2 separate regions of the Homo sapiens genome follow, and region 2 is linked to region 1. Evidence: chromatin loops called from intact Hi-C (ENCODE). Cell type or tissue: heart right ventricle. All regions are shown on one strand. Links, peaks and the distances in the headings refer to the core of each region. The heading gives the core; the rest is flanking DNA.

Evidence for each region. Hi-C counts contacts between places; a loop is a spot of excess contacts. Peaks named below come from ENCODE experiments on the same cell type or tissue, not always from the same donor. Only the 100,000 strongest peaks of a DNase experiment are listed, where the experiment ranks them.
Region 2: a loop joins it to region 1, with 6 times the contacts of the local background. A loop is called at or near these places in 30 of 110 quality-filtered maps.

Annotation. Positions count from the first base shown.
Region 1 is chr2:18,427,065-18,443,279 of GRCh38, reverse strand. The region is part of intron 4 of LOC105373454 (a long non-coding RNA gene); the gene reads right to left. Among named protein-coding and RNA genes, the nearest start is that of RDH14, 130 kb to the left of the region's middle. In heart right ventricle, for the core only: a CTCF peak has its summit at 7,630 (motif pointing left); no DNase peak of the experiment used is centred there.
Region 2 is chr2:18,735,448-18,751,662 of GRCh38, reverse strand. The region is part of intron 4 of LOC105373456 (a long non-coding RNA gene); the gene reads right to left. Among named protein-coding and RNA genes, the nearest start is that of NT5C1B-RDH14, 150 kb to the right of the region's middle. In heart right ventricle, for the core only: a CTCF peak has its summit at 9,079 (motif pointing right); DNase peaks (open chromatin) are centred at 9,087, 9,562 and 10,972; H3K27ac peaks cover 2,404 bases.

The DNA.
Region 1 (16,215 bases), core at 3,721-11,720:
AACACCAGAAAGACTATTGTATTTTGTATTTCATGTCCACTTCAATAGTTCATTCAAGTAATCGCTTCCCAACACTTCATAAAAATAGCATTTTCAATCTTCTTAATTAAGTTACCAAATACAGTTGGTTAAAAAACACCTCATTTTATTTGAATTTCTTAGTTAAGTTTTAATATGTTTTACTTTGTATATTGATCATTTCTATTTCTTATTTTATAAATTACTAATTCACATTATTTTTCTATTAGACTGTTTGTATTTTTAATTGTCATGTGAAAGTCTTAATGTACTCAGAAATTAACTATGGCAATCATATGACTGGCAAACATTCCCCTCTCTGTCATTTTTCTTTCAAACTTACTATCATTTGTTATATAAAAATTGTAACTTCTAATGCAGCCAAATTGATCAATATTTCCCTTTTTGGTTTCTAACTTTCTTGGAATTCTTATAATTTCTCCACTGCTACATTATAAAATATCTTCAGTGTTCCTATGGTTTCAAGTTTATGGTTAAGTCTTTGATCCATCTGGAGTTTAATCTGAGGCAATGGGTGAGTGCTGACTCTCTTTTCCTTTTTTCCTTCCTTTCCTTTTCAGGCACTGTGATTCTCCACCTTCAGAGTCATGTTGGCTCAAAACCTAAGGTCCATCTGAGATCCTTCCCTTCCATTTGTCCCACAGATCCAGGTAGTAACTTAACTGCAATGAACTTCCTAGGATTTTTCAGAGTTTATGAAGTGTTTTCACATATATTATCACAACCCTCCCCTCCTACCATACTTTCAATATCACACATACACAAACCTTGGCAACAGGGTTGAGAGGGAGGTCTGGACAAATTGTGAGTTACTCCAGGTAGCTCTAAGAGTGAGGAAAAAAATAAAGCTCATTTTAGAGTCTCTCTGACGCCAAAAGCCATACTCCTCTTATAACAACACATAACTTCTGAAGCCCGATCAATTCCTCTGTTGTACATCTACTCTATGCACCCCTTCTTCTCCAAACCAACTGCTCCAGTTGAAGTTTTATCATTGCTCAGCTGCATTTTTTTTTTCGGGATTCTCCACTGTCAGTTTATCCTACTCATGGTCTCAGACTAATCCTCCTAAATTATAGTTATGTTCACCTACTCAGAATCCTTCAGCCTCCTGAATCTGAGGGTCTTGCCTTGTACTGGGAACATTCAGGATGTGGCTTCAGCATGTCTTTCACCTTCTCCCGTTATTCCTCTACATGAACTGTGCCTTTTAGGGAAGCCGAAGATTTGCCAACACTCAAGCATGCCCCTTGCTATTCTATAGCCATGCCTTGTTTCCAGCCACTGCTTCCTTTTACAATCACCACTGCCTCTCCTTTCTTTCTTCCAACATCCTACCCTTTAAGACACAGCCCTAATTCTACATCCTTCATTACACCCTTCCTGGAAACTTCCAGTGAACATTTTATTCCTTTTCCCCTTTAACTTTCCACAGACCTTTCTCTGTGACTGTTTTATGATTCATAACTTTCTACTTTATAGTTCGTGCCAGTGTCTTACTTTCCTTATCAAACTGTCAACTTCTTGAGTTAACGGATTGCTGCTTCTTTATTTTTTTATCTCCCATTTCTCAATGCTTAGAACAATGACTGGCACAGGTAAATATTTGAAAAATAAAGTAATTAGTGAATAAATGTGTAAGTTAAAAAACGATGGAACAAAAAAATAAAATGAGTGGCTAACTTGATTCTTTGGGGAAGCGTCCATTTTCCAAAAGATTTTATGATTTTATCTCTGTTGCTTATTCCAGTACCACCAACACACACCCAGAAGGAGATCAAAGCCTGAAGTCCCACCAGTAGAATGTCATAGTTTCCATTTATTACTTTAATTTTTGCAAAATGTTGATGTCGCAAGGATCAATGGCCTACTTTTCTGAAAGAAATGCTCTGTCATCTATGATAAATAAAGGATCTGAAAAGGGAAAATTTTTCTTAAAGTTGCATATGGGATAGAACACATGCCACATACAGCTGCAGAAGTGGTAGCTTAAGGATAAAACAGGCCAATTGTGGGGAGTTGATCATTAAAATATGGACCCACCTGCCCTCAGAGGTCTACATATAAACCTTTCATCCTTGATGTCCTGCTCCCCACTCATGACACTCCAGCTACCTTTCCAGAGGAATGTGGCTCTGGGTCGACGGACTGCCCTGGAGACAGCAGAGTATGTGGCACATTCCAGCCAGCTCTCTGTCCAGGGAAGTCCTTCCTTGCCTGCTATAAGGAGAACATCTCTCAAAGAGCAGAAGCATAGTCACGTGACACATGGAAAGGACTGTAAGCTCAAAGGAAAACTGGTCAGTAACACCTTCTTGCCCCAAAGGCGAGGCATTACTTTAGAGAGGGCTGACTGCCAGTTTCTGAATAAATTGAATAAATCAGATTTCTGATGTTTAATAACAGATGTTCTGGCTACAACTCATGAAATCACTTAATATTACTTTATGCTGTGGTAATAAAAAAAAAAGTCATCTGGCTCCACTCGGCCCAGGTTACATATCTTCTCAAAGGGTCAAAATGATTTGATGCAGTTCTTGGATCAAAAGGACTAATGCTCCTGCGTGTTACAGGCTGCAGGCAGAGGTTGCTTCAAAAATGGGGCAGATGCTTTCCTAATACATGCGTTGCATCCAATGGCCTGAGATGTGCCTCTGACCCCCACAGACTTGCCCGAACTCAGGTCCTAGGAGAAGACGAATGCTCTCCAGGAGACTCACTTTTTCCACCCCTCCCAAATCTCACATCTGGCAGGGTGAACTTTTGAGAAAGGCTAAAATAGGCCGATTGACCCTGTTAGACGTGGCTGGCACGCTACCAGTGCTTTATCTCTACAGCCCTGAAGAGGAGCAAAAAAGTGGGAATGATTTGGCCTCTTGAACAAGCCTTGCAGATGAGTTTGGATTAATCTACTGAGGTAGGGAGCAAGGGAAAATGTGCCTGATGAAGCCTCATAATAAATCAAAGGGACTTGCAACATGGTTAGCTGGTGAAATTCCCAAGATGACTCAAATACTGAAATAACCAAGTTCATCAAGAAAAGTCTTCTAAAGAACATAACTAAAAAGTGAGGTGTTTCCTTATCCTCAGAAAAAATCTAAAATGAAAATTAAGCAAAGGCAAGTTCAGAGGGCTGAGAGAGATACTAGGATAACTGGAGCTTCATTTCATAAGCACATTGAAGGGCAATAAAAGGGAATCCATGGGGTACAAATAAAGGAACCATTGCTGCAGCTTCTCAAAGAGAGTCGTAATTCTTCCCCAGGAAATGATGTCGATACTTAGTAAAATAACAGGCAAATACTGAATAGCAACATAAATACCACAAAGGCTAATGAATTCTAGAGTGGTCACTGCGTGGACTCATAGAAACCTGGAGCCAAGAGTGCTAGGTAAACCTCATGGTTAAAATGTGTACAATAAGTAACAACTATATCCACACCAGTAAGGTTAAAAATGTCTGAGAATCAGAATGTCTGGCAAAGAAAGATTAGGAAGAATAGCCAATTCAACTCTCTTGATTACAAATTGAGACTCAGCAAGGAGAACCAGCTTACCAAGATCCTGGTGCTGGCCAATGGTAAAATGGGAAGTTAGATATAATCTAGTTTTATTTTCTCTGAGAGGCAGTATAATTTTATACTTTTCAACTTCAGTAAAATTTGCACATGTTAGACGAAATGCAACTGTACAACTTGTTCTGCTACTGTGAGCACATGATTTTGGAGTAAGAAAATCTATATATTTTTTACCTTCAGACATGCTATTTTGGAACTTGCAACCCAAGTTCTAACTGTCTTTGTGTCATTTTATCAAAAGCAAAGAGAGAGTTGAGCAACTTGTTTCAGAGAAGAACAAAAGTCAAGAAAGAAAACCACTATCTGAGACAGATGACTGAGAGTCAAGTTGAACTCGAGAATACTGAAAACTCCAGATACTCAAGGAAAAAAGAGAAAGGCAGGCCTATGTCTGTGAGAGGAAAGGGGATCTTACCGTGCTGAAAACCAACTTAAATCAAAATCCAATCTAATTGCAGGCATGTGACCTGATGATACCACCAATGTTATCATGATGGCATTTGTTGAATACTCACCATTTCTCGAGGACTCCAGTCAGCTCTAACACTCAGCAGCCTCTGCCTTCTACTCTTCTCTGAAATGACCAGAGACTAGGTGCAAGAAATAGTGCTGGGCACCAGTGCTGGTGAGCTAGGCTTGCATCTGTCTGGCTTTCCATATTCTAGGAGCTCAGAGCTGGAGGTGATGGGAGTGGGGTGGGCTGTGATACAAATTAGAAGACTATAAGGGCTGCCTCAGTTAGCACAGCAGGACTTTCAGAGGAGGTCAGAGCTGCTCCAGAGACTGGAACTTGGTGTTTGACAGAGGCTGATATAACTAATGTGCATTGACTTTGAAACAGAGTTCCCTGAATTAAAATTCTGGTTCTGCCACTAACTCCATATGAGGTCAAGGAAACTCCTTACTCTATTTCATTTACTTTAAAGCCACATTCTTTTCCCTATATTTTAAAATCTCTGAAATTCTGATATGCCTTATTAACAGTAGTAGCATCTTACAGTTATAATTGGCAGGCTTTTTTTTTTTTATTTCCTTAGGTGGCAGTACCATCTTAGTCAACTCAAGTTACTATAACAAAATGTCATAAACTGAAAGGCTTATAAACAGTAGGAATTTACTTTTCACAGTTCTGAGGGCTGGAATCTGAGATCAGGGTGTCCACATGGTTGGGTTCTTGTGAGGGCTCTACTCCAGATTGCACACAGCTGACTTCTGCTTGTATCCTTACATGATAGAAAGAGCACTAGCTAGCTCTCCAGCCTCTTCTTATAAGGGCACTAATCCCATTCATCAGGGCTACACCCTTTTGACCTAATTACCTGCTGGAGATTCCCACCTTCCACCAGATTGGGATTGGAATTTCAACATACGAATTTTTGGGGAAAACAAACATTCAGTCCATAGCACATGCCTTACAACTGTCAAATCCATTTAAGTTTAGCCTGAGGCTGCCTCCATAACTTGGTCCCTATATAACAAACTGCAATGTTATTTAGGAGTAAAACAAACAGCTCAGTTTCAGCCAATCACAGGCAGCCAACTCATCACACCATGCCCAAATAAGGCAGATACCTAGTAGTAACCAATCAAGTGATTTCTCTACTTGGCTTCTCTGTGTACCCTACAAAAGCTCCTGTTCACATTGCTGGGCAGAGGTCCCTCAACCTCTTCTGGTTCTGAGTGCTGCACGATTCATAAATCATTCTTTGCTCAAATAAAAGACTGCTAAATTTAATTTGCTAGCTGAGTGCAGTGGTTCACACCTGTAATCCTAACACTTTGGGAGGCTGAGGCGAGAGGATTACTTGAGGCCAGGAGTTTGAGAGCAGCCTGGGCAACACAGGGAGGCCCCATCTCTACAAAAAATATAAGAATTAGCCAGGTGTAGTGACACGTGGGGAGGATTGCTTGAGCCCGGGGGGTGGAAGCTGCAGTAAGCCATCATCATGGCACCAAATTCCATCCTGGGCGATAGAGTAAAACCCTGTCTCAAAGGAACATAAATGAATTTCATTTGCTAAATGTTTTCTATTAACACAACCAATGGCAATTTAGGTTTGGCAACATTATTGGTATTTATGATATTTTGTTTAGATGGACATATAGAAACCTGCTCAGAAATTTACTGCAAAGGTTAAATTAGATAACATTTTTAAAAACTTAGAAAAGTATCAGATATATAAGAATTGCCTCAAATGGTAAATGTAGATATTAAATAACTCCCCCTCTTGGCCACCTGACCCAGGCAGGATTGTCCCCAGTTCTTGGCTCACAAGGATTACCTGGGAAAGTAGAATAATAAAAATAGCGACTATTCACAATTGCTTATTTGTTGCCAGACAGTGCGCTCATTGACTTTATGAGCTTTATTCCACTTTCTCTTCACAAACCTCTTAGGATTCTATTATCTGCTTACCTGTCTAAGATCACACAGTTAATAGGAACACTCCATCTTGAATTGTTTCTTCATGACACCAAATTCATGCTTTTCACTATCAACTAGATGAGTACAAGTTGATTACTGCAAGCCCTGAAAACTCCAGGAATTATTCTATAGTCAGTATAGCAGACCTCTTCCTCTGGGCTCTACTATGTGTGGATAATGGACTTTTCTACCCAGCCTAGGAAACTGGATTAATATACTGGAGCAAAATCTCAGAAGCTGGTTGAGAACTACCCAGGTAATACAGCAAAGAATCTGCAAAGATGCCTAACTCTGACTCAACCCAAGATCATTCCTAGCTTCTGGTGCAAAGCTCCAACTATGACAACTTCAAGTAGAAGAAAAGGGGGGTGGGGAAACACCATCAGGGTCTTGTTACAACGGTTTGAACTCAAGCAATCTCACGATGGCTTCTCTGGGCCAAGGCCAACCGCAATGGTGTGTTCCTCACAAGTAGTCTTTTCCCATTTCTTGGACTCCCTGAGGTGTATTCAATAATGCACTCCTCATTCTGAAGCAGATGGAAAAGCGTTTAAAAAGGTGCCAGGTTTATTTATGGAAGCATGAGATTGAATTTAAGAGATGCTCTTTGCCAATATGAAATGTGAACTCTCAAAACAGGAAGTGTGCTTTACTGCCTATTTATTTTACTGCCGTATCAGCTGCCCAGAGCTGAAGAATCCTTCCTCTCAGGAATTATTTATTTTCTAACTTCTGAACCAAAACATCTTGACCATCAAAACTCAAGCTCCTTCCTGCCAGATTCCCAACTACAAACATGTGCCTCTCTGTCTTTCAGAGTGGATCTATCGAGGGTTTCCGTGAAAAACATTTTGAACTCATATTTTGTCCTGAATCTTCATTTTTATGTCCATGGAGAAGTTTCAAACAAATTAAGTCAAACTACAAAACATAATAAAAATTTTAAGTACCTTTTAGAATAATGCAGGGATTCTTGAATTTGCTCATGTATCCTAAGATACCCAATAGTTAATATTCTGTCATCATTTAATTGGTGAGAAGACGTTAATTGTTAAGAAAATGATTAATCATTTGAACTTATCACTATTACTTATGGTAATAAGGAAGAAGTCAACCATACTTTAGTGTGTTGTGCACTACCCAGTTCTCCTCCTGCACTGATAGTTTCACAACTTTGCAGAGTTGAAAGTTACTACTCTAGTCTTCATTAAATAGGCCCAAAATAATTTGCTAGAAACAGTTTTTAATATAAGTAGAAATAGCCTAACATATATGAAAGCACTAAACTGGAACTCAGAAAACTTGTTCTTATTCCAGGATCTATAGATTTCAGCCCTGGTGTGAGCATTTGTGCAAACTTCCCCTCTAAATGCCAGGTCTTCAAGGAGGCACAAGAGATATACATAAATAAAAAACAGGCTATGGGGAGAAGTGAATAATATAACAAAGGACAGAGCTGCTGTGTTAGAGTTCTTTTGGCTTTGAGGAGGAACCATCCCAGTCCAGTCCACAGTGAATACTTGTAAATAGATATGTTTTCACACATGGGCTTTACCTACAAACTTCAAATCCTTGAAACTCTAGGCAGAAGATATGTTACAATGGCGCCACCTTCTGGATACTGTCCAAAACACATATTTTCTTCATATTTTTCTCCCACTCAGAATTCCTCAATGGCTCCCTATTGTTGACAGAAGAGTCTAAAATCTTCAGCATTCAAGGCCTTTTATAATCTAGCACAAGTTTATGTTCAGGTCTCATCTACTGACACTCTACATGGGTAATCTGTGCTACTCGCCAGAATAAATTCAGAATTGTCTGCATTCTAATGTTCAAACCTAGCATTAATTCAATGCAGTTAAGCCAGAGAGAAACACAAAGCAGTTTAGGGGATTCAGGGCCAGAGTCTCAGTTCGAAAATGGCTAGCAGGTATGGGATGTCCCCATACCTACATTATGCAGGTCACTCAGTGCTCACAACAAGACAGCTCTTCTCTGTGGCTATTTAGAGGTTTAAATAGAAGCAAAGTTAGCCATAGATAAAACAGATTAAAGGACATAAGTACACACAAAAAATGTACATAATAAAAATAAATATAAGGAAACAGATGGCTAAATTCACAGATGATCAAAAATGCATGGTAAAGTCAAGCAATATTATGTTTGTCCATCAAACTTGTAAAGATTCTTTTCACACTGATGGTGATGCCATGTTGGTAAGGGCCCAGGAAATAGGCAACCTCATCAACTTCTGCAAGGCAGCATTGCTGGAGGGCAATCTGCAAACATTCAGCACAAGCTGAGAACTGTCCTTACATTATAATCCTGAAATTCTATTTTAAAACTTTACTTTAGGATATTATCATAGTTTTATACTAAGAAATATCTACTGGAATGGTAATTATCACTGCAACATTAATTATTATAGAGAAAACGTTGAAATAAGTTGCACGGCTAACCATAGGAGATTTAATATATTCATATAATAAATTTAAATAGTCATTAAAACTGTTATTATGGCAAAAGTGTCCATTACATGTCTATTGTTCATATTATGCTATTAAATGAAAAACAGATTAAAATCCAATGTATTCTGTCTGATTCTATTTTTGTTTTTTAAAATGCGTGCATAGAACGATAATCAGAATTACTACACAAGATCAGTGGTGTCTTATTCAGGTGGCAGCAGTATAAATTATTTTAGTTTTATTCTTTCTCAAATTTTAAAATGTATTATAATAAATCATATATTTCTTTTATAATCATACTAGTTTTAAGAAAGAAAATGATAATAAAAACCCAATAAAAGCAAGATGTCTATTAAGTGGTATCTGTATATAATATTCAATTTAACTGAATTCCGCTTGTCATGATTTTTGGTTTTGGTCAGTGCCTACCACAGCTCAAAGTCTCTGGGATACCTAATATTTCCTTCTTCACTACATCCAATGTGGGTGTGGGTGTGGTGAAATGGTACCTGAACAATAGCAAGTAAACCCTGTAACTGAACAAAGCCTTCTGCAAAGCAACATACACGCTTGTATAAAGAGCCAGAAAAATAGTTATGTGTTTGCACCTGATAATTCCATTATAAGGGGATTCCATTCTGACATAATTACCTTGAAAGAAGGCAAATATCCATGCTCAAAAATACTTATTGCTGAGTTATCATTAATAATGAAAAATTTGGAAACAATCTAAATATCCAGTAATAGGTAAATGGTTAAGTAGATCCAATGGAAACTGAAGTACTAATTAAAATAACTCTTATGGAAATGACATAGCAGGATGATATATGCCCATGGCATAATGTTAAGTGAAAATAAGTAGAACAAAATGCAGTTGGCTTCCTCTGATTATGAGTACGTAAAAATAAGTCTGCATGCAAAGAAAGAGGAGATGAAAATATGTAAAGAGAAGACATAACAATCAAAATTGTCTTGCATTTCATTGTTTTTCTTCTCGAAATGAAAGTCAGCTACGCTCTTTTTAGGTACTAAATCCCTGCCTCAAATGAGTGGCTAGAATGAAAATCCACAGTTGCCCAGTGCCATGAAAAATTATGAGAATCTGAAGGTTCGAGCAACAGCAGAAACACTTTGTGTCCACGACAGCTTCCTAAACAAGTCTGCTCAAGGAAAAACTCCATTCTCTGGTGGGTTTTTCAAAGGATGAGATTTGTCTGCTCAAACAAACTATTTTTTAACTCTGATGTCACAGAACAATATATAGGGCTCTAACCTTTATTCTACACCCGAATTGATTCAATGACTAGAGATTTTATAGCAGGAACTTGGATCTTCAGTTTATATAACTTAATCCCTTTGTAATTTTCTCTTATACAGAGACACCCTATTTTGGAGAGCAATGGACAAACCCTCCCTAAGTGACCCAGGGCATCCAGATCCAAACAAGGAAAGAGATTTAAAGAAAGAGACAAATTAGCCTTTAATAGAAGGAGGAATGAGCCAGCTCAGTGCCGCATTCTCTGGAACAGCAGATCCTCTAAGGACGTGGCTCCGCTCTCAAGGAGGTTGGCCTGGCAACTCATTTACACACTCCACTTGGGGGAAATTCTTTTCAGCACTAGCCAACATGCCGACCCAGGCTCCTTTGCCGAGCAGCCTTGAAAGCTTGCACACATTTAGAGAAAATACTTTCAAATGACTCTGGAGTTCTGCTTTATGTTTCATATTCCTTTGAACTTATTACCTCTTTACAATGTCTTGGACTATTAGTTTGGGAACATTTAAAGTTAATGACTATATGGAAAGTAAAACAACACTTTGATGTTGCCCAAGTCATTCATTTCTCTTTCATACACAGGAGGTTATAGAAGGGCTGGGTGATGCCAGACCAAGCCATTTCAGGAATAAATAACGTATTTGGGGGTCTATATAGATTGTTGCTCACGGGAAAATGAGAATAGATCAGCTCTGGAATGTCTAAGGGAACCAAGGCCATGATTAATGAGGGTCAACTTTAAAACCAGAGCACACACAGATAGGATTACTTCACACAGAGAGCAGAGTCTGTCTGACCCAGGCTACCCTAATGCAATCTCCTGAGGCACATCATTCACAAATCTTGCTGGTTTCAGGGATACACTGACAGTAAAAGAGATACAGAGAGAACTTCCTTTGGCCATAGGGAGACAGGACCAAAGTGCCATAAATGCAATGATGATGGCTATTAAGGCAAGTTGGTAAGTATTTCTAGAAGTTCAAAGTTGAAGTTTTGGTAAAGCACAGTATACTCTTGCAGATGCTAGTCATTGCTGCTACTTTTTTTTTTTACTTGTTTGTTTCTTATTTCTACAGATAAGAGCCTGGAAGCTGTTGTGAGATAGAGTTTCCTGTGGTATGTAAGACACTTAGAAGTGGAAATAGAGTCACAGGACCAGAGAGCCAAAAGAAGGGGGAGACCTGCTCATACTAGATTTCTTAGATGGCCCAGTATGAGTTTACCAAAGGAGAAATAGAAACCACTCACAAGAAATGGCCTTAATCTCTTCAAATAAACAACGAAGGAAAGCTGACCAAGGACAGAGACTCTAAAACACAAGAGGGACCCAAAAGGTATTCAGCAGAAATCCTAGAACACCATTCCTTATTCTCCTTTCCAAAACAGCTAAATGTGTATTTGCTGAAGGCAACTACATGTGTGGAGAACAATAAAATGATGTCTTCTTTCATGGAGCTTATGGAGTTAAAAGACCACAATTAATATATTTAAGCAATTGAGAACAAGAGACAACACTGCATCTGGGCATGGTGGCTCACACCTGTAATCCCAGCACTTTAGGAGACCAAGGCAGGAAGACCGCTTGAAGCTGGAGTTTGAGGCCAAGTTGGGCAAGAAATTGAGACCCTGTCTCTACAAATACATACATACACATATACCTATACATACATATATATATATATATATATATATATATATGAAAATTAGCCAGGCATGATGGCATGTGCCTGTAGTCCTAGCTACTCAAGAGGCTGAGGCTGGAGGATCACTTGAATCCAGGAGTTCAAAAAAGCTGTAGTGACCTACGATCACACCACTACACTCTAGACTGGGTGACAGAGAGTGAGATGCTGTTTCCAAAGAGAGAGAGAGAGAGACAACACTGCATTTGTTATTCAGTCATTGAATAAATATTTGTTAAGCATCTATTGTGTGCTTCGTATTGATCTAGACACTGGGACACAATGGTGAAAACACGGACAAGGTCCCAGTTCTCATGACATTTATATTCTAGTGTCTGTGTGGGGAAGAGATACATAATAAACAAGTAACAATAAATGAAGATGATTTTAGTTGTTAAGAGCAATAAAGAAAATGGAGAAGAGTGGCATGGTTGTGCTTGAATGATAGAGGATGAGTGAGGATGGAGTAATTTAGACTAAAGGATTGGAGGAATTCTCACTGAGAAAGTGATGCTTGAGCTAAGACTGCAAAGATAGACCTGTTAAGATAAACGAGAGTGTTTACAGGCAGGAAAACCATATGCAAGAGCCCTAAGGCTAACAATAACCTTATTTGTTCAGAAAACACAAAGAAAGCCATTGTGGTTGGGGCTTATATTGCAAGGAGGAGAAGGATGGAAGAAATTTTCAGAGAGGTCTATAGGGACATGGTCATATAAAGCCTTTTAGGTCAAGGTAAGGTGCCTCAATTTCATTTCAAGTGCAATGGGAAGACATTGGAGAGTTTTAGGCAAATGATTAACATTGTTCATGTTTGCAAGAGATCATAATTACTGCTCTGCCGAAAATAGATGGTGGAAGGAATGGGATAGAAGGAGGGGGACTAGTTAAGAGATAACACAATTCTTCAAGCAATAAATCATGTTGTTTTGGACAAGGTGCTACTAGTGATGTGGAGAGAATCCAGATATGTTTGGCAGTCGGGCCTACAGAACTTGCTGTGGAATTGAATAGTGGTGCCTTATACTGAGACAAGAGGCCCAGGCAGGAGCTGGCTTAGAAACGCCAACATAGTTTTGGGAGTCTTATGAAATCAGAATTGTGTGATTCTTACTGGTTCTGGTCGTCTGGAAGAGTTTCTAGAAGGTAAACCTGAGTTTGACCTGTCAGGATGGGTAGAATTTGAATACTTAGCGATGTGTTGCTGAGATTGATTTTAGAGTGACTAAAATTCGTTGCTTCATTACTTCACCAACTTCAGTCATTAGTGATTTATTTGGCCACATCAAATGTACTTTTACTGAACATATTTTTAAAAATTGAAGCCTCTTCTTTTTGTTCTTAAATATTTTTTTAAATACACATCATGCCAAGGCACCGATTGGGCTGGAGCTCCTTGAACACTGCACTGAGTTAAACGCCATCAGCCACCCTATTCTTAAAACCAATGCTGTGTGCCTTCGTTAGCACTCACCACCCTGAATCAAACGTTCTGTTGACTTGTCTTTGTCTTTCTCTCCCAATAGATTTTAAGTCCCTTGAGAGAGTGTAGCTAAAATATTTTTGTTTTGGTATTGTTTTAAGGAGATGTGAGACAAAATCATGTCAGTTTCATTACTGCCATCTTCAACCTTGTCTCACTTGGAGGCTGTTAGTGGCAGTGGATCCATAGGGGCCTGCAGGAATCTGAGTTCTTGCCTCCTCAGAAGAAAGAATCGGACAGAGGGGGATAAGGCAAAAAGAGAGTCTGAGGCAAGTTTCAGAGCAGGAATGGAAGTTTATTAAAAAGCTTTAGATCAGGAAGGAAAGGAAGTAAAGTATGCTTGGAAGAGGGCCAAGCGGGCAACTTGAGAGATCAAGTGCTCTATTTGACCTTTGACTTGGGGTTTTATACGTTGGCACACTTCCGGGGTCTTTTGTTGGGGTGGGCTGTCTGCATGCACAGTGGCCTACTAGCACTTGGGAGGGGAGCAAGCTCAGTTGGTGTGTTTATTGGAGTTGTACACACGCTCCATAGAGGCATTCTTTCCTGACAAGTCAAATGTTTCTAGGAGGTGATATACCAGTTAAACTCTGTCATTTTGCCTCTTAGCAAACATGTGTGAGCCCACTCACCCAGCTCCTGAGATCTTACTGGGAAGCTACTGGTTGCCAGTTTCAGGTTTTTCCTATCTATTAAGACATTGCCTTTCCCTGGCACCAACTGCAACCAATTATTATTTTAGAGAGGCAGTTAACAACCGCCTGACCATCACCTGATGGTCACCTGATATTCCTGGTGCGTGTGGTGGTGGGGACGAGGGGAGCCCTCTCCTGCTCTGCTCATGTCTGTCTAGTTACCTACTGTAACAAGACCATAGTATTGGGGACAGAGCTAGCACTCAGCAAAGACATGTTGAATAAATAATCCTTCACAAATCATCATCTCATGGTCTGAAGTTCTGGATTTCAATCTCTTGATTCCAATCTGTCTTGAGGTGAATGGTGAGTCCCCAAAAGCTGTGTTCACCTGAAGTCTGTGTGATCTGCTTTGTAAAAAGGGCCTTGCAGATGTAATTAAATTAAAGATCTTGAGATGAGATCATCCTGGATTACCTGGGTGGGCCCTAAATATTGTGTTGGTGCAAAAGTAATTGTGGTCTTTTCCATTGAAAGCAATGGCAAAAAACCGCAATTATTTTGTACCAATCTAATACAATGTTGTCCTTATGAGAAGAGGAGAAGACACAGAGAGAGAAGGTCATTTGAAGTCTGAGGCAGATGTTGGACTTACATTGCCACAAACCAAAGAACACCTGGGACCACCAGATGCTGAAATGGACAAGGAAAAATTCTGTCCTAGAGTCTTTTGAGGAAGCATGGCCCTGCCAACACCTTGATTTTGAACTTCTAGCCTTCAGAACAATTGGACGATGAATTTCTGTTGTTGAAGCCCCCAAATTTGTAGGAATTTGTTATGGCGGCCCTAGGAAGCTAATATACAATCTTCATGCCCAGCTCATTTTAGATCTCAGTGAGGAGCTTCCTGCCCTATTTAGCAGGAAGAGAACGGGGGCAAAATGGGTGAGGCACCTGGGGTGAAACATCTCAGGAGGCACTCAAGCACAGGCATGTCTCCTACTCCTGCAGTATCCGTGATTACATATGCAGGCTTTAAGAAATCAAGACAAAGAAAATACGGGTGTAACTTTGTCTTGAATTCTAAGTTCAAGTTACATCTACAGATCTATTTTCAAGCTGATAGACGTAAGACATTCTGATTGCAGTCAGAGTACCTCAGAATGCCCCAGAAATGTTCACGGTGGCCTCATGAGGGACAATAAACTGCAAGAGTGTCTATCCAAACAGTTGGCCAAATTTTTCAAACACTCGGACACCTCATTTTGAGAAGAAGAAAAAGGAAACAGTCTCAGCCTGAATAATAATTCTGTTACTATTACCCCCTAATTCTTCTGGGTGTGCCAGACATACATGGCAAGGAAGAGAGTTGGAGAGAAAGCAGGGATTTCTGAATGTGACAAATAGAAACCCAGAAAAGAGTTGCATAAAGAGAAAAATCATAGATGGAGCCCAGGAAGTTAACAGCATCCTCAGCCAGCATGGTTATCAATCCAAGTGGTGACTTGATCCTCCTTTGTTTTTCTCCCCTATCTGCTCCTTGATGACATAGAGTAACTGACTCCCATTTTAAGCCAATTAACCAGAAATGTAAGTTTCCATTTCTAGATTTTAAAATGTTAGAAATTCCTCTCTCTCAGTTGTAATGGAGCTAGAGTTGTTGTTTAAATCAAAGTTATGTTTTGTAAACAGCTACTCAAAGGAAAAAGAAAGCCAAACTTCTCTCCCTGAAGATTCCAACCAGTTAGGAAGACAGCAATATATAAAATGAGCCAGATGATCTAATCTCTAAGTGTTCCATACAAAGTTTTATATGGCTAATCTTTCACATCCAACTTTCAAAATGTCTCCAACTGGCTGACCAAGGAGAATTACATTTTTTTGCCCTTAAGTCCATGATTATGTGGCAGAAGGGAAGACCCTTATCTTTTGTCTTCAGTTTATTTTTTCAAGTTCTTTTTTTTTCATGAGGAGACTGTGTACAAGTAACTGTTGGGTTAAGTCATTGCTGTCCAGTGATGTGAGATTTCAAGTTGGTAGTGAGCAACAGGATATCTTCTGGAGCTAACACACTCATTTACAGATGAGCCAGCTGAGCCCCAGCATGAAGAAAAGACCTCTCAAGGTCATCAGAAAATCAGAGAAAAGGAAGACTTGTTGCACACCTCCTTTTGCTAGCATTTTATTCGATATGTTATCTGCATTTTTTATTTAAATCTCCTGATAGTCTTGTGAAGTGAGTATAATTATTGTCATGTTATAGGTGATAATCAATAATAAGATTCCAGGTTTGGAAATCTTGCAAAGTATTATCTTTGCAAAGTATTATCTTGCTTCATTTCCAGCCCCCTGTATGTGGTCCTTTCCTCATCTGTTCATCTATTCATTAAATTAAAACATCTTGTGTAGAAGACAAACTTTATGATTCCTGCCCTCTGATATTCACTCCTTGCATAGTTCCCTTCACTGAGTATGGGTGGGATCTGTGACTTGCTTGTAAACAGTAGAATATGGTCAAAGTGATGGGATATCACTCAATCATGTGATGTGATTATGTCACATTGTATGACTGTCTTGCTAGAAGACTGGCTCTAGAAACTTTCTCCCTTACTGACTTTAAAGATGTAAA
Region 2 (16,215 bases), core at 4,863-12,862, 310 kb before region 1:
GAGAAAAATCAAATTTTTGCTATTTTGCATTGTGTGCATTGGCAGCATAAAAAATTGTTCTTCAGGAAAAATAAAATTCTAAATCAAGGGAGAAGAAAGCAGAAAGCTAAATGAATGTAGGACCTCAAAGAAATGCTACGGTTGTTACTTTTCTAAGAACACTGTCAACTACAATCTACAAGCAACATTTTCTAACTTGTACAATGTTGTAGAAATGTGCAGGCGGGATAAGTCCCTCTAACTCCTTTTGCAATACCTACAAGAATTTCACTCAAAGATGAGGCATTTTCCTTTGGCTGCTTGAAGGTTTTTCTGTGCAATACAAGAAGGCAAAGGCAGGACGACTCAGCACACCCCATGCAGAAAGAAACGACTGGGTTAAGATTTGTGTTCTTACTCATCTCTCCTGTTCACCTTTGTTTACTGTAATTTGCAGAAAAGAGGGGGTACAAGAGAAGCTGAATGATGGGGGATACTCCTCTTTTCTGTCTACAAGAAAGCTGAGTTACACCTAGGAACCAGAGCTACCTCTTCTTGGTTTTTAGGAAAATAACCACTGAAGACAGAACTAAGGAAGAATCTGGAAAGGTGTGGTCACTTCCTTGGCTACATTCTAACACTCATTTTTATAACCATCACTAGCAATCAGTCTTAAGAGATAAAAGTTTATTTGGAAATTCAGTCAGCATGTTAACTGTGGTTGAAAGCAAATGACTCCCCCTTCTCTCATTTTGGCCAGAGATTTACACCCTTTCCAAGCCAGCCTGGTCTTATTTATGTAACTGCACGAGAGAGTGGCTTCAGGTTGCCTCTTAAAATAACAAACCTATTTGTGCCTTGTGGGGCTGGGCCCAGACAATTGAAGCAACTTAGACCAAAACAACTCAGGTAACCAGAAAGTAGGAACAGGCAGCTTCAAGAGGCTTTTACCAAGATGTCTCCCCTTTAAATAAGACAGCCTGGTCCTGAGTCTGATTACTTAGACCTCAGAGATACGTAGAATTCTAAGGGACCACCACATGGTCTGGGTTCTGAATTGTTTCAGGTGCTAAAGGCCTTGAAATATGGACACCATCTTAATACAAAGCGTCTGTTAAGTGACACAACAAACAGACAGAAATGCTTTTTCTGCTTATCCTGGTAGACATAGGCATTGTAAGTACACTTTGGTGTCAGTTTTTGCTCAAAAGTAACCCTCCCCAAATTCCAGATGTTACACTGTAATTAATGCACACACACATCCACCCATAGTCATATACATGATATGTATTAATACATTTCTGTTATATCAAGAGTTATCAACTATTCTTTGTTACCTTTCATAAACCCACATGAAATTTAGAAGGAGAATAATCAGTGCTGTGCATAATTTGCAAAGGAGCTTAGATGAGGTATCCTTGGCTTTTTTCTCAATTCCAATGTCAAATGTTAAGTAAATCGACATTTCAGAGAGGAGAATAAAATATATTTCAATTTCAGCTAGGATAATAATACCATCCCTTTCTATAAAAGAAGTCACAAAAACTTTCTTTCTCCACAGGCTGTTAAATGGCGCCCCCTTCCTGTCAGTGGTGAATCTAGTCAAGGAGAAATATATATATGCACACACACATATATATTTAAACTAGATACATAATAAACTAGAAACAAATAATAAACAAGAAATATATGTATATATATAAAGAATGCTAGAAGATGAAAGAGAGAGGTATCTCATCTTCTAGATTTCAAACTGTTAGAGTTTGAAATGAATACTGTAGAATCTCAAGTAGACCCTTTTTTAAACATACAAAATAAACTAAGATTCAAAGTGGGGAAAGGTCTTATCAATTTATTAAATTATTCAAACAATTTTTAAGCAGTAACTGTGTTAATCACTGGAGATAAAGAAGGGTCCTGATACCGAGGGAACTCAAAATCTCATAGCGGAGGCTATGGGACTAAACGTAAACCAATTATTCCAATACAGGCCAAAAAGTGCTATAGTTGAGATGTTTCTAAAGTGTTGTTATAGAAATACTAAGTTTGCCAGAGCAGTTTAACGAGAGCTATCTAACAAGTAAGTTAGACAAATCACTCACCTTTAACTAGATGGTTAAATGTTGACCGGGCATAAAAGGTGGAAAGAGAATTCTGGACAACTAAAATGGAATTTCAAATTCTTAAAGGTTTGGAAAACATGTTAGAATGAGGATCAAGTACTTCCGGGTGGCAGCTGTGTAAGATCCATATGAGTGAATAACAGAAGGAGCTGAGTCTTTCATGTAAGACTGCAGGGTTTCAACTTCAGAGTCATGGTGATCACAGTTCAGTATGCGCTGTTATAGCTCAGTGCTGTCCTTTTGTTCCATTCAATAATCAGATCAATTATATAAAAAAAGGTTATGAGAGGCCAATTCTATGTTAAGCCTTGGAGTGCAGAAAAAAGGCTTCAGAGGTATCTTTTCTCTACATAGCCACAATATGAAGGTGTTATAAATCCACAGCAAGAACAGGGCAGAAGGCAGGGTCCAACAACATGTTATATACAATGTATTATATAGGGTCTTCATAAAGAAATAGTGAAAGGACTATATAGGTCATCTGTTATGCAAATGGGAAAGGGAATATGAAAATACATATAAACCTAATTTTTTAACATAAGGAAACATGAGAAGGGTTAAAATAAACAAAATTTGTCACCTAGATAGCAGAGGAGCAGGAATGAAGGGGTGACACTCCTCTGAGTGTATAATTTTGTAGTTTGGACTTTGGGAAGCATAGTAGTATTCCACATAGTAAAAAATAAAATTAACAAAGATGGTAGGGAAAACCTCAAACTAAATGCAAAAGAAACAAATCCAATTGTATTTGAAATGAAGAAAATAATGTTCTCACTCATAAGTGGAAGTTGAACAATGAGAACACATGGACACAGGGAGGGGAACAATACACACCGGGGCCAGTCGGCGGCTGGGGTGAGAGGGGAGGGAGAGCTTAGGACAAATAGCTAATACATGCAGGGCTTAAAACCTAGATTGACGGGTTGATAGGTGCAGCAAACCATCATGGCACAAGTATACCTATGTAACAAACCTACATATTCTGCACTTGCATCCCGGAACTTAAGGTAAAATTTAAAAAAAAGAAAAAGAAAATAATCATACTGAAGAAAAAATAAAATGAATGCAAGCAACTATAGAAGACAGTATTGTTAATATATTACTTCAGTCTAGGAAATTGAACTAAAACAAATCTGCAACTCCCGAGTATGTTTTTAATATATAGTCATTTGGGTTCAGCAATTCTAAAACTAATTTTGCTATTGTAGAATAGAGTAAATGTGTTGATGTCATTGCGAGCCAAGACTCTCACTGTGGAAGAAGGATGACAGAAATATAGTAATGGAGGGAAAAAGGATATTAAGGGCATGACTGGTGCAATTGACAAAACGGAATATGCAATGCAGATGCAATAAAAAATGTATTATTGTTACATTTCCTAAATTTGGTAACTGTACAGTGGTTACATAAGTTTGTAACTTTTTATTTTAGAAAATACATATGAAGATCTTAAAAGGTAAAGGAGTACAATATATGTAAACTATTCTCAAATAGTTCAGAAAAATTACAAAATATGCACATGCATGAGTGTGCACACATGTACGCACATATATTAAAAGATTGTAATAAAGCAAATACGGTGAAATGTTAAAAACTGATGAATCTTGGTAAATTGTATACAGAAGTTTTCAGTAATATTTTTGCAAACTTTCTGCTAGGCTGAAGCTACTTCAAAATAAAATTTAAAAATAAACAAATCCATAGAAGATGTGTGACCAAGTTTCATCTAATGATGTGAGCAACATGTGCCCAGTTCTTTTAATTAGTCAGGCAGCAACAGGCTGGCAACTCCAAATTGTCCTTCAGCACTGAATGTGTGTGCACATTTAGAGCCACTTTTAACAAGCACATAACAAAAAATCCATATACCTCAATTCAAGCCCCTAAGGGTCATCCAGGTTAGAGAACTGGCCTTGATAACTATAATGCCACACTCCAAGTACGGTCTTGGTGACATCATGAGCAGGACAAACATCCTGAAGAAAAGGGTTCCAATAATGCCCCCCCCCCCCCGCAAAATGCCTTAGCTCAGGTGATCCCTAGACAACGTGTTTTTAGATGAGTTATGACATTAATGCTGAGTTCTCTTCCTTCATGGCCATCATATTCTATCTTAATGAATGCGAAATCAGACAGTAAGGAATGAGGAAAAACAAGGGCATGGTATTATAGCTTTGCAAGCTCTATTCACAGGACAAATTATTTTAAAAGTTCCACCCCTGCCCCGACCTTGTTTTTTGTTTTTTTGTGTCTGTGGTTTTGTTGTTGTTTGAGACAGGGTTTTGCTATGTTGTCCAGGCTGGTCTCAAACTCTTAGGCTTCAGCCATCTTCCCAGTCAGCCTCCCAAGTAGCTGGGACTATAAGCACATACCACCATTCTCAGCTATGCCTTGAAAGATTCTAAAGAGGTGATACTATGAGCCAGATAGAGTTCTGGAAATAGAGTCCAAGTAAATTTGAAGTATCATGACTGACAGTGTCACTAATATTGTATATATTGAATCCTAATATGCCAGATGGTTTTTCTTCATTTTACTTTATTTTTTTTCTTTGACACGAAGTCTCACTCTGTTGCCCAGGCTGAAGTGCAGTGGTGTGACCCTGGCTCACTGCAACTTCCGCCTCCCGAGTTAAAGTGATTCTCTTGCTTCAGCCTCCTGAGTAGCTGGGATTACAGGCACGTGCCACCACACCTGGCTAATTTTTGTATGTTTAGTAGAGATGGGGTTTCACCATGTTGGCGAGGCTGGTCTCAAACCCCTGACCTCAGGTGGTCCACCTACCTCGACCTCCCAAAGTGCTGGGATTACAGGTGTGAGCCACCGCGCCTGGCTGGTTTGCTTTCATATAGTACCTTTCAGTCTGCAGAATGCTCTCAGGCATACCATCTCTATAGCAATAATACTGTCAATAATAACCATAGCAGTTATTTATGAAGCATTTATCCCACAGGGATTACTCTTTTAAGTGCTTAACACATATCTCATTTAATTGTTATGATAATCCAGTAAATAATTATTGTTATTCTCATTTTATATGAAGCTCAGATACATTAAACAACTTGCCTGACATAACAGACAATAAGTGGCAGAGCTAGAAGTCAAACACAAGACTGGCATTAAAATCTAAGTTCTTGATCACAATGTTCCCCATAATGGCCTTATGAGTATCATTTCCATTATTCAAATAAAGAATTTGAGGCCCTAAAAAGTTGAAGTATTTATGTAAGGTTGGAATAGCCTAGTCCAGGTCATTTGACTCTGAATCTGACATCATTCCCATTCTGATGCTACAAGAATCACATAAAACACTGCATAGAAGGTGCTCAGTAAATTGTGAAATTTGTGAATATAAGAGGATTAGATATCATTACCTTTAAAAACTTCCTCAGTGCATCATGAGAGCAAGCAGCAGCTGGAATTAAAAGGAAAGCTGTGCTGCTCTGGAATTCAGTCTGGCAATAAGAAAGTTAAACATACACTTGCTATTTGACCTAGCAATCCCACTCCTAGGTATTTACCCAAGAGAAATGAAAATATATGCTCACATAAAAATCTGGATGGAAAAGTTTATTGCAGCTTTATTCATAACTGCCAAAAACTGGAAACAACCCAAATGTCTTTCATCTGGTGAATGGATAAACACACTGGAACATCCATTCAATGGAATAGTATTTAGCAATAAAATGAAGTGAATTACTGATGCATGTGACAATACGGATGAACCACAAATGCATTATTCTAAATGAAAGAAGCCACATTCAAAAATTCGCATACTGTATGATTCCCCTTATACGATATTGTAGAAGAGGCAAAATATAAGGATATAGAACAGCGGTAGCCAGGGCTGGGTGTGAAAAAAGTATATTAACTGCAAAGAAGGGTAAGGGAACTTTTTTAAGTGATAGAAATATTCACTATCTTCAACGATCTGGTGGTCACGTGATTGCATGCATTTTATTAAAAACCATAGGACTTTATTCATAAAAGGGGTAAATTTTATTGAATGTAAATTATACTCCAATAACCCTGACTCAAAATAAAAAAAAAAAAAAAAACAGATTCTCTAAGAGTTGGCCAAATAGGTTGATGGGCACATTTGGCATCCTTCTGGCTTACTGGAAACACCTTTCAAGAAGGCATCAATAGGCCAGGCATGGTGCGTAATGCCTGTAATCCCAGCGCACTTTGAGAAGCTGAGGCGGGAGGATTACTTGAGGCCAGGTGTTTGAAGCTGCAGTGAGTTCAGTAATCGCATGCCACTGCATGCCAGCCTAGGTGATAGAGAAAAACCCCATCTCAAAAAAAAAAAAAGAGGAAGCCATCAATACCCTAAAGATGGTTCATCAGAGCTTTCCCAGGCAATCCATGTTCACTGAAGTCTTGTATGGATACATCTCCACATAAGATTTTTGCTGTCTCCTGACCTACTTTCATTTCTTGATTTCTTTTGCATAATTTAGCACTAGTAAAAATGCAGTCTATGCTGAATCATTAATCTAAGTGGACCTGAAGATCACTCACCTGCTTTGTTCTTTTCCCTGAAACCAACCTGTGTGTCCTGTCCTATCTGGAACTCCCCTTCCTCTTTCCAGCCCCTCCTCATGTTTCAAGATCCAGCTTAGCTTTGCCTCCCTGACCATTTCAGCCCACATGAATTCATAAACTGTTCCAATTCCAACCATGTGTTCTTTTGGTTCTTACTCTGCTACTGTTTGGTTGCCTATAGCCTCTTCCCGTGACTCTCATATAGATACAATGTGGTAGGCCTTACTAGTGGTCACAAATCTCAATTTGTCTTCTTATTTTTGGAGACAAGATAGACTTCATTTCCAAGATATCTTTACAGTTAAGTGGAGTCATGTGACAGTGGCCAAGGGACTGTGAGAATTGACATATGTTGCTTCCAGAACAGAGCTCAGAAGAGAAAACGTGAAATAACAATGGACTTGTTTTCCCTGTTTCTGCAAGTGTGGAAGTCTCCTATTAAGAACGTAGACAGGAATACTCTGAATTATGGAAGTGCCACATGGAAGATAGGTTCTGTAGATTCATCTGGATCTTTTGTGAACTGTGTGGAGTCAACACAAACTTTCTTGTGATAAGCTGTCAAGATTTGGGTGTTGTCACTGCAGTATAACCTAGGCTATCCTAATACAAAGAAATAGCACAGAAACACAGATGGTGGGTTAAAATTCAATCCCATAGAAACCAACCAGAGAAAGAGATGGGTTTTTATCCCTGAAACTCCAGAGTGTAACATGCTGCCTGAAACATGCAGAGGAAGTAGGTTCTCAATAAATGCCTATTGAACTGAAGCTGTAACTCAGTATTTTAAATACTTTCTTGGTTTAGGAACCTCAGGGAGGTTCACAACAATTCATTTGCAATCTTTAAGTCCATCTCTTGATTTTGAAGGTAAGGAAACTGAACTTTTGAGACAGACAAATATTTGGCCAGTTCGTTTTGGCCACACAGCTAGTTAGAGCCAAACAAAAACCTCTCTTAATCCAGTAATCATTCCACAGCACACAGCTCTCAAGAACAGATTACAATAATTTGAGACGATTCTTACTTTAGCTTGTTATTCTCCTTCTCCTAAAATAATGAAAGCATATCTTGAAGAAATATTGCTTAGAAATCAGATGTTCTTTATGCTTTTATTTCCTTTCAAGTAGATTACTTTCAAATATATTTAGTATCTCTTTACTCAAGAGGGATGCTAGAAGTCCTCCTCATTTTATATAGCTTGAGTGAAACCAAATAATGTTAAATGTGCCTTAAAAATAGAAAAATAAACATATGCACACAAGCACCCACACAAAATATTCCTGTGTCTAAAATAAGCATTTATTATGTTTTATTTTAGGAACACCTGGGGTTTAGGCATCTAAGTAAATAAAAATAAATATGAGCTCAAATGAAAAGAACACAAGGTTTGAAGTCAGAAAAAGGGGGTCAGAATCCAATTCTGCTAATTTGATGTACATGGGTTTGAACATTACAATTCACTCCTTTGAAATATGAACATGATATAATCTTCCGTGCTTACTCCACAGAATTGTTGTGAGACACAAATGAAATAATACAATCAATATCATTTAAAATTAGCACATCCAAGGGAGAAAACAGGCTTCTCTCTCTCAGCAAAAGCAAATATTCCACTTAAGCAAACAGATAAATTTTCTTCACAGTACAATTTTGCATTTTCTCAAGACCGCTGTGTTGCTAATTGTTCATGTCAGACCAAAAAATACTTGTAATGCATCTCTCCATCGATGTACTTACATTCCAGCTAAATGCTACAGTTTGTGCTATCTTCAATTCTTCACCCCAGTCACAGGTGGGGAGTTCTCGCTTCTCATCAGGTGCTGTCTACACTCCCCACCCTGCTCCTTCTCTCCTGCCTATATGGGTTTTCATCAACCAGTGCAGGAAATCAGATGAGATTGCCCTTGCGGTGGACAGAAAGCTGGGGGCATTGGAGGGCCTCATGCAGGTTAGGAGAGATGTGAAGGAAATGCTGCAGTGTTGGGAGAATGGACGTTGATAGCACTGTAGGTGGGAAAGCTGGTCTGGATAATGTCCACAATATATTCCTGCTCCTGACATTGCTGGACGTATTCCTGTGTCACTTGGTGGGAAACTATTTTGTAGGCTCACCCTTCATTCAGCAAACCATGTTTTTGCAGCCCTTTGAACTGCAGTTGCTGGCTCCAGGATTCTGCCAGCACCGAGGACCTCAGTAGCTGCTTTTCCACCATCGCGGAGCTCCCAGTTAAGTCGCACTCCAGGCTCTCATGGCATAAATTAGGAACAGAAAAACCATGTTTTAACTCATGGCTCTGAAAAGCAATCAGTAGAGCCATGAGGCCTGCTTTGGCAAAGGTTCTCTCTCAGTGAGGGAAATAGGACAGCCCAGCCAATCAGTCTGCCGCTCATTTTCCAGCCCATGGAAGCGGAGCCACCAGTGGGCACTAGGCTGCCTGTTTTCAGTGGCTCTGCTCCCAAGCCTGTGGCAGCATCCTTGTTGTGATTTTGGCAAGCTCAGAAGAGTAGTGGGAGATGGCCGTTGCTAGTGTTCTCTAATTGGGAGGCTAACTGCTTGCCTTCCAGATTTACTGTTCCCAAGGTCTGAAGGACATGCAGCTTAGGTCCTGGCGAGTCGTGGATGGCTTTGTGTTACTGTTTGGAAACTTTTTATTATGTTCTGATGTAAGTGGTATGGGGGAGTCACTCCTTGAGATAACTCATCCTCTAAGTTTCAAAGGTGACACTGAACTTTCCCATTCTCTCCTATGTATGCACTGCCCATCAGTCATACAAATGCAACACCGACATCGGCAGGGGGGTGGGGCAGTGGCAGTACCACCAGTTTCCTCCGCCTCCTGCTCTTAAGCTTTGCTCTGAGCTGCACACAAATCCACAGCTCCGTTTTCCTTTCTTGGCCCTGGGCCCCTTCTCTCCGGCACTCTGTTTCAAAACATCACAAGCCACACAGGTGGTTTTTGTTGCACCACAGCTCGTATTCTTGACAGATCCTACATCTGCACATTAATACTCCTTGATGCCTCCAGCCTGAAACTTTCCCAGACACACTGGCCTAAGAGCCTCAGAAGCAATACATGAGGGGAACTAACGACATAGGAATTCCTTACTAGGTCTGAGGGTTGGGGGGTCGTGGTGTTTTAAACAAGAGAAGCTTCATGGTCATTTGGCTCAGAACTTCAAGGCATTTGACTATGTTAGTAGAAAATCACCCTCCTTTCAGAGCAATGAGTGCTTCAGGCAGGGCCCTGGGGCACCTCCAAGTTACTGTAATCATGAGGTATCACCATTGCCACAATTTCAATCACACAGTTAATGTTTTTTGAGTGAATATATGAATAAACAATAATAATAATTGTTAACATTTATTGGGTCCTTTCTATTTGTAAGGCACTGGTCTAAATTCAATAACATCTCTAATGCTCAAAACTTCCACATAAGGTAGGTACTAATTTACACACTTTACAGATAAGAAAACTGACTAACCAAATAAACAAATAATCTGACCTAAACCACACAGTTGGTTTAATGACAGAGCAAGGAACAGAATCTAGATTATGGGTTCCCAAGCCCAGGCTAGCTAACTCCATTTAATCATGCTGAACTCTTTAAAAAAGGGAGGGGTGGTGTGACAAACAGAACCAGGGTCTTGAAAATAAACTGCCCAAAACTTGATTTCCATACTGGAGTCTGTCTTCTAAGCCATTAGAACATTTCACTGGGTGGAAGAAACACTTTTCCCATTTTACTAGCATGCAGCAACAAAGAACAGGAAGAAAAGAATGTGGGTTGGAATGAGAGAAGAAAAGCTTCCCAGATTTAACAAGAAATAAAAAGTAGGGGGAAAAAATCATCTCCCAGGAAGGCTGGAAAGAAGAGAACAGCACCATCCCTAAGGATATGAAATAGATGAGTAGAGGGACTTTCAATAAATCAGAGATTTTGGAGACGACGGCCAATAAAAAGAAACACTGTGGAAGCAGCCCCTGAGTGTCCATTTCCTCCCTTTATTCTGAAATAACATGAATTTTAAGTATCACCAGAGATAAATTTACAATGATTCCAAAATGTTGTTTCTTTACATCTAGAATTATTTTGGCACTCACCCTGAGAAATTTGGTGGTGGTAAAATGTTGTCAGGATAGAGGAAGGGGGAGTTCGGATATATAGTGGGTCAACACAGGGTTCAAGCCATCCATCGGGACCTGACATCAAGCTGCAGAAGAATGAGCAGCGCAGGAGGGGCCTGGTGGACTGCCTGCTGGAGAAAAGTGACAGAGGGCCCAGCCAGCGGGCTTCTTGAGACAGCTGGAGGGCGGCCTGGGTCCAAAGCGCATGCCTAACCCATGACTTATGGAGGACCTGACTGGCCTGACCTCAGCATGATAAAGAATTGTGCTGGAACTGACCACAACCCTTTTTCTGGGCTTCAATTTCTGCCCTGAGGAGGGCCTCCACCACCCTCCCAGCATGATGAGGTTATGAACGATATCTGTGGATCTCAACCACAGGGAATGCTCTGGGAACATTCTCAGAACACACATCTTCAATCTCTTCCACTTGATTATCTAGTTTTGATTCCATCTACGGTTTGGGTGGATGGCTGAGAATAGAAAATCAGAGAGGGAAGTTTAACTCTGGTGAGTATAACATTCTGAAACATAGTTGTGAAACTGAATTTGATGTCTCTGCAGGGAGTTTGTAGGTACCCAAATACAGAAACGATCAAGCTAGTACTAACCAGTTGTTAGATAAATTCAATATTTCTGTTTATTTATTTCCACATCTTAACAGATAGATGAGTAATAATGTTAGTGTAAATGTTAATCATTTTAAATGTCCTTTTGGACATGTAATAAAAAGGTACTACGTGGAAATAACAAGCTATGAACTGTGCAGGGAGGTGTTGGCAAAACATATTATACTTAAGGCATTGCCCCTATTTTCCTGATAATTGCGATTTAGTTGAGAACAGACTGAAATGGATTTCATCACCTTGTAATGTTCCCATGAAAATCTTAGACCAGAAATGTAAAGCAGTGTGGGGTGACATGGAATAGGTAGAAGGTATCTAAGTGTTCTCACCATACAATAGACCTTCCTCAAATGCCTCCTTGGGTCTCCAAAGCATCTTAGTCTGTTCGAACCTCTGTAACAAAATACCATATACTGGCTGACATGTAAACAACAGAATTGTATTTCTCACAGTTCTAGAGGATGGAAGCCTGAGATCAAGGGATTTGGTCAGTTTGGTGTCTGGTGAAGCCCTTCTTCCTAGATGGCCATCTTTTCACTATAATCTCACATGGAAGAAGGAGTGAGGGATCTCTCTGGGGCTTCTTTCCAAAGGCACTAACCCCATTCATTAGGACTCCACCCTTATGACCTAATCACCCCCGAAAGGCTCCACCTCCTTATACCACACCATCAGTTTGGGGGTTGAGATTTCAACAAATGAATTTGGAGGAAACATAAACCTTCAGACCACAGCAACTAGGCATCTGAAGGAAAGGAAGAAGGAAGACAAATGTGTTCCAACGTCCAAGACACAAAGAGTTTTGCATCATAAAAACTGCATAGCATTCAGGGGACAGGGCAAAATGGCCAGGCTTGCCCCAGGTGGGGAGTCTAACAGGAGACCCATGCATGAAGTTGAAATCCCACTGGCCTATACTCTTTGTAGAAGGTTGAATGAGAAATAAACCACTGCCAAGAATAGAAGAGCAGGGAAACTTTACAGTCTGCATTGGCACTAGTGGAGGGGAAAAATTCATCCTGAGATTTTATAACCTCCACAGACCCTTCACAGGTTTGCCATCCAAATTTATGCCACCTGTGAGGTCTGAAAAATCTCAAATGGACAATTTAATTTAAAGTGGTCCTAGGCCAGCAGTGCCCCCCCAGGAAACTGGCAGAAGCAAACACAAATCATTTCTAGAGGAATAGTAATTCAACCCAGGTTTCAAAGAATTCCCACAGATAAAGTTCCAAGGAAAATGAGCAACTCACTGAAAAATAGAAAAACACACAGAAACAAGGCACCTTGAATGAAATGCAGGAGAGTCAGGTTACTGAATATATCAGATATTGTCATGACCAGAGAATATACAACTTTATTTACTTTGAAGAAATAGAGAAGCATAAAAATATAAACAAAAAATAAATGTAATTTTTAAATTGTAGGGATATTTTTTAAAGAAGCAAATAAAATATTAGAAATGAAGAGCTATAACGGTTGAAATTAAAAGCATACTGGATAGGTTAAATAGAAGATTAAAGTAGACAACATTGAGTGGCCTAGAAAATAGATTTAAAAGATAATGTGAAAAATGTGACCCAGAAAGACAAAGAGATAGAAAATAGGAAAAAGAAATTAAGAGCCAGAGCAGAGAGTGGGGAAAGCCAACAATTATTTAGTTATAGTTTTAGAAGGAGATAATAGAATGAAAATGAGCCAATATTTAATGACATTATGTTTGACAATTATCCAGACCCACGAAGGACACCAGTTCTCAGATCCAAGAAGCCCAATTAATTCGAAAAAGAATAAATATGAAATAAACTTCACACAAAGACATATTATAGTGAAGCCATGAGCATCAAAGAAAAATAGTCCTTAAAGCCAGTAGACAGCACGAACACATCACATAAATATCAATTAAACAGACGACTCATTTCACATTAGTATATATGGACATGAGAAGACAATGCAATGCCCTGAATGTTATGCCCAATGCAATTATTTTTTCAAGAATGAGAATAAAATTAAAACATTTTTTGGCATGATAAAATATGAAGTATACCACCAACATGTCTACACTAAAGGAAATTCTAAAAGAAAGAAAAGAAGAAGCAGGAAAGAATAGTGAGCAAAGAAATTATGAATAGTGAGTTAATCCAAACAAATACTATGTCAAAGTAATCATGTTTAATTTGTGGGGAAATACAACTAAAATATGGGACAACAGCTAGATATTAGTTGGAAGATAGGATAAGACAATTTAAGTAATTTATGCCTTGCTACTCCAAGCTTGTTCCAGAAGCTTTGACATCACTCAGGAGCTTATTAGAAATCCAGATTCTCAGACCCCACCCCAGATCTGCTGAATCAGAATCTGCATTATAACAAGATCCCCAGATTATTTGAATGTATTTTAAAGTTTGAGAATTTAAAGTTTGAAACTTTGTTAATATGCAAGTTAAGAAACTAGAGTAATCACTGAAAGCATAGGCATAGAGCATAACTTACAAACGGCAGGAAAAAAAAGTGATCCAATGAGGGGGAAAAAAACATGCACCAATGTTTGTAAGTCAGTACAGGCTAGTTACTTGATTCAAAAACTCCTCTTAAATCACAGGCTTAAAACAACAAAGGTTAATTTCTCACTCAAGCTGCATGCACATATTTTGCAAGTTGAAAAGGGAACCTCAGAGTCCAGATTTAACTAATTTCTTATACATTTGGGTTTAAATCAATAATCTGACCTTTTGAATTCTAATTATTTCTTTTAGCATGGAACTGTAAATAAAAATTTTCTTCATAATATGAAATGTCCTTATTTTGCCTTCATTTTTGAAGTTTATTTGTCTGGATATAGAATTCTAGGTTTCCATAAATTTTCTTTAGTGCTTTTTTTTTCATTATACTTTAAGTTCTGGGGTACATGTGCAGAACGTGCAGGTTTGTTACATAGGTATACATATGCCATGGTGGTTTGCTGCACCAATGAACCCGTCATCTACATTAGGTATTTATCATGCTATGCCTCCCCCAGCCTCCCTCCCCCCAACAGGCCCCAGTGTGTGATGTTCCCCTCCCTGTGTCCATGTGGTCTCATTGTTCAACTCCCACTTATGAGTGAGAACATGTGGTGTTTGGTTTTCTGTTCTTGTGTTAGTTTGCTAAGAATGATGGTTTCCAGCTTCATCTATGTCCCTGCAAAGTACAAGAACTCATTGTTTTTTAGGGCTGCAGAGTATTCCAAGGTGTATATGTGCCACAGTTTCTTAATCCAGTCTATCATTGATGGGCATTTGGGTGGGTTCCAAGTTTTTGCTATTGTGAACAGTGCTGCAACAAACATATGTGTGCATGTGTCTTTATAGTAGAATGACTTATAATCCTTTGGGTGTATACCCAGTAATGGGATCGCTGGGTCAAATGGTATTTTCAGTTCTAGATCCTTGAGGAATTGCCACACTGTCTTCCACAATAGTTGAACTAATTGACTACCGGGGAACCTGCCCCGATAGTCACATAGGTTCTTTTCTGTTTTCCCTAAGCATCGGCCGGCTTGAGAAATAAAGGGACAGAGTACAAAAGAGAGAAATTTTAAAGCTGGGCATCTGGGGGAGACATCACACGTCGGTAGGTTCCGTGATGCCCCACAAGCTGCAAAAAGCAGCAAGTTTTTATTAGGGATTTTCAAAAGGGGAGGGAGTGTGCGAATAGGTGTGGGTCACAGACATTAAGTACTTCACAAGGTAATAGAATATCACAAGGCAAATGGAGGCAGGGCGAGATCACAGGACCACAGGACCAGGGTGAAATTAAAATTGCTAATGAAGTTTTGGGCACCACTGTCATTGATAACATCTTATCAGGAGACAGGGTTTTAAGAGCAACTGGTCTGACCAAAATTTATTAGGCGGGAATTTCCTCTTCCTAATAAGCCTGGGAGTGCTATGGGAGACTGGGGTCTATTTCACCCCTACAGTCTACAGACCATAAAAGACGGGCATGCCCAGGGGGCCGTCTATAGGCCTATACCCCTAGGCACGTATTCTCTTTCCCAGGGATGTTTCTTGTTGAGAAAAAGAATTTAGTGATATTTCTCCCATTTGTTTTTGAAAGAAGAGAAATATGGCTCTGTTTCGCCCAGCTCACCGGTGGTCAGAGTTTAAGGTTATCTCTCTTATTTCCTGAACAATTGTTGTTATCCTGTTTTTTTTTAAGGTGCCCAGATTTCATATTGTTCAAAAACACATGCTCTATAATTTGTGCAGTTAATGCAATTATCACATGGTCCTGAGGTAACATACATCTTCCTCAACTGACAGGATTAAGAGATTAAAGTAAAGGCAGGCATAGGAAATCACAAGGGTATTGATTGGGGAAGTGATAAGTGTTCATGAAATCTTCACAATTTATGTTTAGAGATTGTAGTAAACACAGGCATAAGAAATTATAAAAGCATTAATCTGGGGAACTAATAAATGTCCATGAAATCTTCACAATCCACGTTTTTCTGCCATGGCTTCAGCCGGTCCGTTTGGGGTCCCTGACTTCCCACAACAATTTACACTCCCACCAACAATGTAAAAGCATTCCTATTACTCCACATCCTCTCCAGCATCTGTTGTTTCCTGACTTTTTAGTGATCACCATTCTAACTGGCATGAGATGGTGTCTCATTGTGGTTTTGATTTGCATTTCTCTAATGACCAGTGATGATGAGCATTTTTTCATATGTTTGTTGGCTGCATAAATGTCTTCTTTTGGGAAGTGTCTGTTCGTATCCTTCACCCACTTTTTGATGGGGTTGTTTTTCTCTTGTAAATTTGT